2 separate regions of the Homo sapiens genome follow, and region 2 is linked to region 1. Evidence: chromatin contacts called from ENCODE Hi-C data. All regions are on one chromosome and are shown on one strand. Each heading gives the region's core, a stretch centred on a gene start or an enhancer-like site at or near the end of the contact. The rest is flanking DNA. Distances are from core to core; before and after follow the strand shown.

Region 1 (6,366 bases), core at 2,495-4,994:
GTTACATGGATGTATACATCTATCAGAATTCACCAAGATGTATACTTAAGATCCATGCATTTTACTCTAGGTAAACTTTACCCAAAAATATTTTTTTAAAGATGGCATTGTAATCACAGCTATGAAGGGAGCTGACAAACAAAGTTGTTCCACATAAGATGGGGGCATAACTAACTAGGCACAAGGCATAGAAGCAAAATTCATATTGGACTTAAAATCCAATAACTAAGTTATAGACTAGTGATACAGTATATCACTAGTGTATACTAGTATAGACTATACTAGTCTACGAGTGTGTATATATATACTTGTAGAGATGGAGTCTCACTATGTTGCCAGTCCGGTCTTGAACTCCCGGGCTCAAGCGATCCTCCCACCCCAGCCTTCCAAAGTACTGGGACTGCAGGTGTGCGCCACCTCGCCCAGCCTCATTTACATTTTTGTTTTTAAGAAGTCCCCTCAGCCTTTTCTTTAATCCTTGTAACTATCTGTCGTTTTACATTTCCTCATAGGATCTACTTTACATTGTTTTAGCTAATTTTCTTCTACTCTCTTCAATAGTCCTCTCAAAATATTAAAATCCAATTTAATCTAACATTCCACTGGGTTTAGCCTAGCTAGACTAAGTAAAACAAAATAATACATTTCCAGTTCTTCCATGTAATGCTTCCATTTAACATATTCAGGTCTTGTAGAGTAAAATCTACTCTATAACTTAGTCATTGGATTTTAAGTCCAATATGAATTTTGCTTCTATGCCTCGTGCCTAGTTAGTTATGTCCCCATCTTATGTGGAACAACTTTGTTAGCTCCCTTCATAGCTGTGATTACAATGGCATCTTTAAAAATATTTTTAGGTAAAATTTACATAGAGTAAAATGTATGCATCTTAAGTGTACATTTTGGTGAATTTTGATAAGTGTATATATCCATGTAACCAATATTCAGTCAAAATAAGAATATTTCTAGCACCCCAGAAAGTTCTCTTGTGTCCCCTTCCAATCAGCTCTCACTGCTCTTATTTCTATCACCATAGATCAGTTTTGCCTGTTCTGGTCTTGGTTCTGCTTCTATGTGACCACGTGTTTTCAGCAAATTTTTATCCCTGGAGGCTTTAGATTCCTGGTCAGTAAAATAAGGGGATTATTTTAATAGAACCTCTAAGACTCCTTTTCAGATCTAAGATTTTTTTTCTTTTTTTTTTTTTGAGACAGAGTCTCACTCTGCCATCCAGGCTAGACTGCAGTGGTGTGATCTTGGCTCACTGCAACCTCTGCCTCCTGGGTTCAAGAGATTCTTCTGCCTCAGCCTCCCGAGTAGCTGGGACTACAGGCGCACGCCACCACTCCTGGCTAATTTTTCTATTTTTAGTAGAGATGGAGTTCCACCATATTGGCCAGGCTGGTCTCGAACTCCTAACCTCGTAATCTGCCCGCCTCAGCCTCCCAAAGTACTGGGATTACAGGCATGAGCCACTGCACCCAGCCCAGGTCTAAGATTTTAAGAATTGCCACTCTGATCTGATCAAAATAGTCAAATGTTTAGGATAAAATGTTTCACATCCCCTTGCTGCACTCTAGCACTTAGGGAAGATGCTAGGGCTGTCAAAGTACTCTTCTATGCACTTGTAAAAAAATGACTAGAAAAGAAAAAATAAAAAAATAAAAATAGGCCAGGCGCGGTGGCTCACACCTGTAATCCCAGTACTTTGGGAGGCTGAGGTGGGCAGATCACCTGAGGTCAGGAGTTCAGGGCCAGCCTGACCAACATGGTGAAACCCTGTCTCTATTAAAAATAAAAAGTTAGCCAGGTGTGGTGGTGCATGCGTGTAATAATACCAGCTACTTGGGAGGCTGAGGCAGGAGAATCACTTGAACCTGGGAGGCGGAGGTTGTAGTGAGCTGAGATTCCACCATTGCACTCCAGCTTGGGCAACAAGAGCAAAACTCCATCTCAAAATAAATAAATAAATAAATAGATGATAATCTTTGATTTTTAAATATTAAAATTCTTTTACAATTTTTCTTATTACAAAGAGTAAAACATGATCTTTGTAGAGTATTTGGAAAATGAAGAAAAGGATAAATAAGAAAATCTAAATTCCACCACCCTGAGATAATCATCAAGATTTGGTTGCATTTTTTCAGTTCTTATATAATACTATATATAGTAGCACAAAGTTGGAATTGGAGAGTATTGGCATATATGAAGTTTTCATTTTTTTTTAACTTAACATTTATTTTATCATGGCAATTTGTACATCAGCATTCTTCAAAAATGTCTTTGCAGGGTGGATTGGAACAATTTGGAAAAAGAAAATGTTGGATCCCTACCTGACCCTTTACACAGCGGTTCTTGAGTCTGGTTGTACATCTCAAGTCACTTGCAGAAATTCAGAAACAATACAGTGACCACACCCCACCCTCAGAGATTCTCGACAAATTAGTCTGGGATGGAATCTAGGCATGAATATTTTTTTTCTCATGTGATTCTAATGCATAGCCTGGATAAGAACTATTGTTTTATATAAAAATAAATTCCAAGTAGATTAAAGATTGATTGTAACAATTGAAGCCATGGCATTAGTGTATACAGATGCCAGTGAAGATGGAATCTTGGGTACTGAAGAAAACCAAACGCAGGAACCCCAGAGGAAAATATTCACATACTTGATTATATGAAAGCTTTAAATTTCTGTATGCCAAAACAATCATATAAAAAACTGAAAAGCAAATCACAAAGCAGGAAAAATATTTTCAATATGCATTGTAGGCACAGTTCTTAGCAAGTGTAAAGAAAAAGATGAAGAACTAACAGAAAAGGCCAAGCATACGCAAATAACCCAGAAAAAAGTCATTATATATAAGGAGATAAAAAGCATTTCCTTTTCAAATAAAAAATAAGCTGATCTTCACTTCAGAATCTATTCCTCCTTTTCTGACTCCTCCTCCGCCACCACCTCCGCCCCCACCACTTATAACCCAGAGGCTGTACAGTAGTGTTTACATTCCTGCCCAGAAGCTCCCTAAAAAAAAAAAATCAAACTCAAGGCAGATATATTAAAACTAAAACATGAATATATAAAGAAGAAAGTCACACTGGACGCATAAAGATCTCATAAAACCAGAGGCAAAGGAACGTAGCATCATGTTATTACTGCCTGAGTCCAGCTTTGCACAGGTTCAACTTGCAATAAAAGGAAGTCTTTTCAATCTGCTCTAGTGACTTTACCCTTATTAGAATGCATACTCATTATTTTCTGATTACTCCTCTACATAAAACATATCATTTTGTACCTTGGTTTCCACACCCCTAGTATGGTATTTATATTTTATCTCTAAAGATTGTAATAAATCACTTCAAACACAATAACCCATTTAAGAATGGATTTCATAGGCAACAAGGTGCACCTTTAGTGATGTGATTGCAATCATCAGATGCTCCAATTCTCCTGAAGCATGTATTATACAGTGTGTACACAAATGCTGCAGCAGTGTAGAAGAGGCTATTACAGGCTGAGTGAGTCAACTCAACTCAGTATGTACTTCCTAGTTTCAGGATGTATCCATAGGAACCCTTTGAAATGTTTTGTTTTATTAATTTGGCTCCTTTCTAGTTTTCACTAGAGCCAATGTTTTCGAGATAATGCAGTTTAGACATGTCACAGCTGTTGAAATTCAGCATAAGCTTGAGCTGACAGTGGTGTATCATCAAGAATCAGAAAAACTAAAACAACATTATGATAAAGAGGAGAAGTATGAAAAATACGGAGAAGACAAAGGGCAGGAAATATTGCCTTACCGACTTAAAGCAGAGCCCTGGAGGGAAACATCTGGTTTGGAGCAAACAGTGATTCTTTTAGCACACTGAAGAGTTCTCACTGGATAGAGTGAGGAGTGGCTGGATCTGAGAGAGGGGTTCCTGGAAGCTGAAGAGCTGGCAGGAAATGTTGCTCTCTAGAAGGGAATTCATATTTTAAAAGGTGAAAGACCTATGACCTTAAAATCTAGATAGAAGCCATAATCTGTAATTTTTGCTATGTGTTTAAAACCCAACCTTCCTCTGCCAGGAATGTTTTCCATCTTGAATTCTCAGGTTAACTCTATGAACCACTCTACATTCTTTGAAGAACAATCAAAGATAGAATTCACAGGGATTTAAAAGCCTTGTTAGTTTGGAAATATTAAAATTTAACAACTACCAGGTATCATTTATTTCCACAAAAGCTGCTGTCTTTACAAAATGAAATAAAACATAGTCTACTAATTTGACGAGGAACATAAGTTAGATCAATCTGTGGTGTACCCAGAAAGAAACCACTTTGCACTGAAACAATCTGTCTCTTACTTACCCTGGCCCCCTCGCCAAAAAAAAAAAAAAAAAAAAAAAAAGCCTTTTACAAACATTGACTTCTGAGTAAGTCTTAAAAACTAATCTTCTGAAAGATCTATAAGGCTCACAGGCTAGGCAAGAGATTTAAAAGTTTATTTTGTGTGGGAGTAAGTTGGAATGCAGTCATGTGTGAATTAGAATCTTGAACATATCCCAAACACACCTAACTTTCTGTTCTAACCACATATGTATGATTATTTAAAACAAACATTTCATCTCATGCACATTTAAATATTATCTCCACGAACAGACAGATTAGGAAGAACATCAGGCTCGCTGAAAATTTTACACAAAACCTTCAGGTCTATAAACAATGAGCATTGCACTGAGTGGGAACAAGCACCATACATAATCTTTACAACAATTCCATGAGCTCCTAATATCAGAACTCATCTCTCAGATCTGGCCACTTCTCACTCTATCTTGTAGGACCTTTTCCTGTACTAAAAGAATGACTGTTTGCTCTGAAACAGATTACAAATAAGAAAATTGTTGAAAAATGGCACAGCCAAGATTTGAATTCAGGTCTGTCTTGCCACAAAGGCCATGCTCTTTTCCAGTATATCATAATACCTTCTAATTGTGAAAGGTTTCAACATCTTTTATACCTAACCAGCCATATTTTACAGCACCTAGTGGCAATAAATCTGAAATATAAGTGATGTATAAAGCAAAAATTCAAACAGTACAACTTGCCAGGTGTGGTGGCTCACGCCTGTAATCCCAGCACTTCGGGAGGCTGAGGTGGGTGGATCACTTGAGGTCGAGAATTTGAGACCAGCCTGGCCAACATGGTGAAACCCCGTCTCTACTAAAACTACAAAAATTAGCAGGGCGTGGTGGCGGGAGCCTATAATCCCAGCTACTCGGGAGGCTGAAGCAGGAGAATTGCTTGAAACCGGGAGGCAGAAGTTGCAGTGAGCTGAGATTGTGCCGCTGCACTCCAGCCTGGGCAACGGAGCAAGACTGTCTCAAAAAAAAAAAAAAAAACAAAAAAAAAAGAGCTGATTTTAAATAGACTTTTCAAAGCAAACAGATATGACTCGAGAGTGAATCTGAATGTTCTCATTCTTCATACTGCTAGAGATTATACCATATTAAGTATCCGGATTTTTTTTTTTTTTTTGAAACGGAGTCTTGCTCTGCCGCCCAGGCAGGAGTGCAGTGGCATGATCACGGCTCACTGCAACCTCTGCCTCCTGGGTTCGAGTGATTTTCCTGCCTCAGCCTCCCCAGTAACTGGAATTACAGCCACATGCCACCATGCCCAGCTAATTTTTGTATTTTTAGTAGAGACGGGGTTTCACCATGTTGGCCAGGCTGGTTTTGAACCCCTGACATCAAGTGATCCACCCGCCTCGGCCTCCCAAAGTGCTGGGATTACAGGTGAGAGCCAGCGTGTCTGGCCGTTTTTTTAAAAAAATCTCATCAGTTTGGGATGATAAAACTTTCCAAAATGTATTGAATGATGGTTCTACATCAGGAAATCTATTACTGCTGCTCACCATGTTGATAGAACAAAAGAGAATAATTATATCATCATATTCTTGGATGATGAAAAGGCATTAAACAACATTCATTTTTTATTTTATTTAAAAAAATCATGAGTGAACTCCCATTCACAATTGCTTCAAAGAGAATAAAATACCTAGGAATCCAACTTACAAGGGATGTGAAGGACCTCTTCAAGGAGAACTACAAACCACTGCTGAACAAAATAAAAGAGGACACAAACAAATGGAAGAATATTCCATGTTCATGGATAGGAAGAATCAATATTGGGAAAATGGCCATACTGCCCAAGGTAATTTATAGATTCAATGCCATCCCCATCAAGCTACCAATGACTTTCTTCACAGAATTGGAAAAAACTACTTTAAAGTTCATATGGAACCAAAAAAGAGCCCACAATGCCAAGACAATCCTAAGCCAAAAGAACAAAGCTGGAGGCATCATGCTACCTGACTTCAAACT
Region 2 (6,366 bases), core at 2,029-4,528, 840 kb before region 1:
TCCGCCTCCTGGGTTCAAGTGATCCTCCTGCCTCAGCCTCCCAAGTTACTGGGATTACAGACATGCACCACCACACCCAGCTAATTTTGTATTTTTAGTAGAGATGGGGTTTTGCCATGTTGCTCAGGCTGGTCTCCAACTCCTGATCTCAGGTGATCCACTCACTTCGGCTTCCCAAAATGCTGGGATTACAGGCGTGAGCTACTGTGCCTGATCGAGTTTTTACATTTTTAAATAATGGAAAGAACCCAAAAGAAGAATATTTTGCAACATAGGAAGATTATCTGAAATTCAAATTTCAGTGTTCACAAATGAAGTTTTCCTGGAACACAGCCATGCTCATTCTCTTAAATATCATCTGTGGCTGTTCTCATGCCCAACAGCAGAGTTGAATAATTGCCACAGAAACCACATGGCCCTCAGAGACTAAAAGTTTACTACCTGGTACTGACCCCTGCTTTACAGCTTTGCTGCTTCATTCTGTGGTCTGAAGACCAGCCTCACCAGCTTTACCTGGGAGGCTGTTAGAAACGCAGAATCTTGGTCCCTGCCCTAGACCTACTGATTCAGATCCCAGGAAATTTCTATTCCCATGAATGTTGGAGAAATGTCAGCTTAGAGGGTTCTGCCCCGGCCATCCTCTGCTGCCCTTCCCCTCAGTGCAGGCAAGGTCCGCACTGAGTCACAGATTTAACATTATAGTTAGTCATAAATGTTTTAAAATTATGAGTCTGCAAGGTCAAGGGCATGCGTCCTCCTGGAAACTCTTCCCCATCTAGGCCATGCTCTGAGTGCCTGGGAATTTTCTGCCTCCAGGGTCAATGCCAGCTTCCTCTCTGGGGTCCATTCTAGCCCAATAGGTGGTCAAGATGCAGCTGTTACAGGGTGGACGGAGAGTGCCTGTGCTTGAATTTATGGATGGTGTGTCCTCTTGCTCAAGAAGCAAGTTCCTCATGGCATAAAGTGGGAAGACAAAGGGGAAGGATGGCAGCTGGGGGTTAGCTCTTGCTGTCCCATTACCTTCTGGCTTGGGCTATAGAGCCCAGGAATTCTAGCCTGCCATGTAGTTATGTATATATATTTGACAGTTTATTCACTTGATAGATAACTTCTAAGTATTTCAACATAGCTTATGGGCCTTCATTGGTACTCTTGAATGTGAATAGCGTGTCTATTGAATATTTCTCAACGTGTGTTCTGAGGACCCCATGCAGCAGAATTCACGTGGGTTGTTTGCTTAAAATGCAAATTCCTGGGTCCCGTTTTTGATTATCCTGAATCAGAATTTTTGAGGGTGGAGCCAAGGGATCTGCATTCTAACAAGTTTCCCAGTGGTTCTGGTTCACACCAGAGTTTTAGGAACTCTTGAAACTGGGGTAGGGTGGACAGGAGCTGGCTCCCAGTGGGCAGGAGCTTCAGGGGAGAAGAAAAGGAACCAGCCAGCTCAGGGGACCACAATGGCTGCCAGCTTCAGACGCTTCCTATTTCTCTCATTATCTCTCTTCCGCATCTGGCCTGAGCCCAGCTCTGGGTGTGAGCTGTGGAGAGAGGTTTTCTGCCAGGATTGGGCAAGGGCATTCTCCTCTAATACAGGGCCTTCAGAGACTGCTCTACCGAAGGAAGTGTCTGAGTCAATGTGAAACTGGAAAGAAGAGAGATATGGTTTGGCTGTGACCCCACTCAAATCTCATTTTGAATTATAGCTCCTACAATTCCCATGTGTCGTGGGAGGGACCCGGTGGGAGGTAATTGAATCATGGGGGCGGGTCATTCCCATGCTGTTTTTGTGATCGTGAGTCTCACAAGATCTGATGGTTCTATAAGAAGGAGCTCCCCCGCACAAGTTTTCTCTTCCCTGCCACCATGTAGGATGTGACGTTCCTCCTTCACCTTCCACCATGATTGTGAGGCCTCCCTAGCCATGTGGAACTGTGAGTCCATTAAACCTCCTTCCTTTATAAATTCCCCAGTCTTGGGTATGTCTTTATTAGCAGTGTGAAGATGGACTAATACAAAGAGGAACTAGGGGAGCTTGGAGGAACCAGAGACTCAATCAGGGATTCAAGTGAAGTCTCTGTTGCAAACCCTTGAGCAGGTGAGAACCCCTGGACTCTTGCAGGGGATGTGGGAGGAGCTGTACATACAGACAGTGCTGTCCAGCCAATGTGGGTTCAAACCCTGCATCTGTCACTGGCTATGTGACCTTGATCAAGTTCCTTAAGGTCTCCAGGTTTGTTTTCTTATCTGTAAGATGAGAATCCTCTTCTGCAAACCATGTCTGTTTAAAATATGTGCTTATTTTGAAAGTGATGTAGCAACATTTTCTCTAGTTAATGTTCTTTCTCCCTCATAATTTTAAAACATTTATTCATGACTATAATGTTAAGTCTGTGACTTTATTTTTGCTAAATGTCCATCTCAGAGAAGAATATGACTTTATATAGCGAAGTATTTTTTAAAAAATAGCCTTAGTAATGCATATTTGCAATAAAAATATTTGACAATCCTAATACCTTCAGGCTTGTCATTGGAATGAAATGTGATAATTAAGTAAAACCCATTCTTGCTACAAAGATTTAAGTGGTGGCCACTTTTTTTCCCCCCGAGATGGAGTCTTGCTCTGTCACCCAGACTGGAGTGCAGTGGTGTGATCTCAGGTCACTGCAACCTCTGCCTCCCAGGTTCAAGCAATTTTCCCTGCCTCAGCCTCCCAAGTAGTTGGGATTACAGGCACCCGCCACCACACCCGGCTAATTTTTATATTTTTAGTAGAGATACGGTTTCACCATGTTGACCAGGCTGTTCTTGAACTCCTGACCTCGTGATCTGCCTGCCTCGGCCTCCCAAAGTGCTGGGATTACAGGCATGAGCCACTGCACCCGGCCGGTGGCCACTATTTATTAGGAAGCTTGTTATCTTCTACCACTGCACCTGCTGATGATTGCTCTCACAGGCACTTAACCACTGGCTAATAAAATGAAAGTTCCTTAAACCTTACGCACAGGAAGCCACTTAGGCTGCAGTTGCAGCCCTGTGCCAGGGCAGTGCTTGGCCAGTGACCTATAACTCCCTGAGGCTCCTTGTGAGGGAGCAACTCCTGAAGTCACATGGCGAAGATGCTCACAGGACATGATTCTTAGGATGATCCCACCTGTCGAGACCACAGGCTGTAACTCACTGTCACAAGTTAGTGATGAACGCGGAACCTTAATGAAACCGCCAGCGACAGCTGTGCCATACTGCAAGTCACCACTAGGGGGAAGCAGAATACAAGCATCCGGGTAAGAACCAACGAAGCGCTGAGGAACGTGGCCCAGGAAGCCAAATGGGGATGGGAGGGGAGAAGGATCCTAGGCGCACCCTCCCTGTTCACCCCACCCACCGGGCAGACCTGCACACTCCTGGTCTTGCTCTCAAACCATCTGATTCCTCTGTTTCTCTGTTCTCTGGTCCTGGTACAGCACATTATATCTTCCGTATGGCAAAGGCCAGTGGTTCTCTAACATGGCTGTATGTTTAAATCACCTGGGGAGTTCTGTAAACGCTCTACATCCTGGCCTTATCTCAATTAAATCTGAATCTCCAGTGTTTGGAAGCAGGGATCAGTGCTTTTTATATTTATTTATTTACTTGCTTATTTATTTTTGAGACAGAGTCTCACTCTGTTGTCCAGGCTGGAGTGCAGTGGTGCGATCTTGGCTCACTGCAACCTCAGCTCCCTGGGCTCAAGCGATTCTCATGCCTCAGCCTCCCAAGTAGCTGGGACTACAGGCATGCACCACCATGTCCAGCTATTTTTTTTTTCTATTTTAGTTGATATGGTGTTTTGCCATGTTGGCCAGGCTGGTCTTGAACTTCTGACTCAAGTGATCTGCCAGCCTCAGCCTCCCAAAGTGCTGGAATTATAGGCATGAGCCACTGTGCCTGGCCTCCAGAGCTTTTTAAAACACAACAGGTGATTCCAATTTGCAGCCAATTTTGAGAACCACTGTTTTAGGCAAAAGATCTCATTTCTTTTCACATGAAAGCTGGCTTTCATTGTTAGAGGACTCCTCCAAGAAGCCTCCCTAACGAACCACACGTTTTCCTCCTCCTCCTCCATCTGTCCACGGGCCTGTCTGCAGCTGATGCCAGTACTTATCATGGCTTAAGATACATATGGGTTACCTGAGGGTGTTGCAGATTCAGATTCGTTCAGTCTGGGGTGAGGGGTTGAGACGCTGCCTCTCTAAGTCCCAGGTGCTGCTGGTCCACAGACCATCCACAGTAGGGTTGGCAGGACATCAACCTGTGTTTCCGCATGTGCACCTTTGCAGTTGTTCTCTGTTTTGCATTCCTTTTCTGCTTCTGTATTAACCATGTTTCTCCTTTCTGTAAACCTGATGCTTTAACATCTGCCCCGCGTGCATCTGCAGGACACACCTTGCTCTGTGCAACCCAATAATATGTCTCCCTCACTGTCCCCCTCCCCCTGGAAGGAGTCCTCCGGGTGATATGCTTTTCAAATGAAAACCAACCCAGAGCTCGCATCCCAACCAATTCCCTTATCTGGCTCTCACACTCCAGGCCACTATCCCCCTGCCCTAATCACCCAGGACCAGGTATCTGACAAATAGGAACAGCCTGTATGCCCCAGAGCCTGCTGAAATGATTTAAACTAGCCAGTCCTGAGCTAGCTAACCCTGCCTTGCCCACTCTTTCCTGTGGAAACCATAATAAGGGCTCTGGCCACGTTCTCTTCTCCCTCTGCCTCTTGACCAGCCCTCGTGCTGCCCCGGGTGTCCCTGCATGGCGTGGCGTGCCCACTTCTCTTAGATCTGAGAGTAAGAAACTCTCTCTTCAGTGAGAGTCATCATCTGATCTATTGGCCTCACCAAAGCTGAATAAAATTAAAACCTATTAGAGCAACTCCCCTGCTAGGAGGAGAGGCGTGGCTGGTTCCCAACTTGTCTGCATCCCGCCTCTCCTCCCAGTCTTGCTTGGGTCCCTGCTATGCTGCTCATGGTATGAACACAAGACCCTGTACACACACAGAAAAGAGCACAATCAGTGACTGTTGAATGAATAAGTGAACAAATGTAGGGAGAAAAATTCTGAACTTGGAGACCTGGCTCTGCCACTAACAGCTGTGAGAGATTGTGAAGGTGCCCCCGAGACTCAGTGACTTCATCTGTCCTGTTATTTCATAGTGAGGCCACCTGAGCAATATGTGTTAAAGCCCCTTTTCATCCACATGGTAGCATCCTCCTTTCTCTCTCCATCTCCTACTTGTCACTGGTGTTCAGGGTTCCAGCCTTGCCCTTCACACACTGCCTGGGAGGTCCCATCTGTTTCTGAGTCTTTGAATCTTCACCCACAGCTGCTATGGTCTGAATATCTGTGTCCCTCCAAAATTCACACGTTGAAATCCAAATGCCCAAGGTGATGGCGTTGGGAGGTGGGGCCTTCGGGAGGTGATTAGATCTTGAGGGTGGAGCCCCCATTAATGGGATTAGTGCCCTTATACAGAAGGCTCCGGAGAGCTGCCTCACTTCTGCCACCACGTGAGGACACAGAGAGAAGACTCACCTGTGAATCAGAAAGCAGCCCTCACCGGACACCAAATCCATCAGCACCTTGACCTTGGACTTACTTCCCACCCTCCAGAACCGTGGGAAATACATTTCTGTTGTCTATGAGTTACCCGATCTAAGGCATTTTGTTATAGCAGCCTGAACAGACTAAGACACCAGCTCAGGCTCCCCTCTTGAGCTCCACACACGTCTAACCAAATGCCGACAATCCATCTCTATCCTGTCAACCTGCCTGTAAGTCATATTTGACACATTCAAAATCGAGTTTATCATGCCTTTGCGCCTCCCAAACCAGCTCCTCCCCTCATATGTCCTATCACCACAAGTGCCCAGAAGGGGAGTGGCACACGGAAGGAAGCAATCTGGGCGATGGGGGTGGAATTAGATGGCAGAGATTTGTGACAAGCATAGAAGACCACCCAGCACGCTCAGGGGCAGCATCAATCATAAGTCACATCACAGCAGAGCCATGGTGCTCATCACAGCAGAGCCATGGTGCTCAAGTCCCGACAGGGAGAGAGGGTGAGGGAGAGAGAGAGAGAGAGGGAAAGAGGGAGAGAGAGGGACAGAGAGAGACAGAGAGAGAGAGAGAGATGCAGGGACCCTCGACCCATGCAGGTGGGCTTGGGATCATGAGAGCACATGAGGATAGACCCCAGGCTGGCTTCACTGAGACGCCACCCAGAGAAAGGCAGCTGGAGGATGAGGTGGGAATGGAGCCCTTGCCACCTTCCTGGAGCTCCAAGCCAGTCACCCTCACCAGGGGCCCAGAGGCCATTGGGGCAAACAGCAC

Evidence for each region. Hi-C counts contacts between places; a loop is a spot of excess contacts on that map. Pooled maps may share reads with other maps.
Region 2: a loop to region 1 is called in a map with no recorded cell type, with 2.3 times the contacts of the local background. The contact joins two enhancer-like sites. A Hi-C loop is called at or near these places in 2 of 37 single-sample maps with no recorded cell type and 2 of 50 pooled maps.

Annotation. Positions count from the first base shown.
Region 1 is chr13:94,638,974-94,645,339 of GRCh38, reverse strand. No RefSeq gene overlaps it. Among named protein-coding and RNA genes, the nearest start is that of GPR180, 40 kb to the right of the region's middle. Within about 2 kb of position 3,744, at least 4 of the 41 ENCODE cell types and tissues checked have a DNase peak (open chromatin) inside an H3K27ac peak, as active enhancers do.
Region 2 is chr13:95,475,588-95,481,953 of GRCh38, reverse strand. It overlaps CLDN10-AS1 (CLDN10 antisense RNA 1), which reads left to right. Exons shown (of 4, transcript NR_046533.1): 4 at 1,992-2,510. It also overlaps a transcript of CLDN10 not described here. Among named protein-coding and RNA genes, the nearest start is that of CLDN10-AS1, 55 kb to the left of the region's middle. RefSeq lists enhancers at 1,569-1,648, 2,987-3,346. Within about 2 kb of position 3,278, at least 3 of the 41 ENCODE cell types and tissues checked have a DNase peak (open chromatin) inside an H3K27ac peak, as active enhancers do.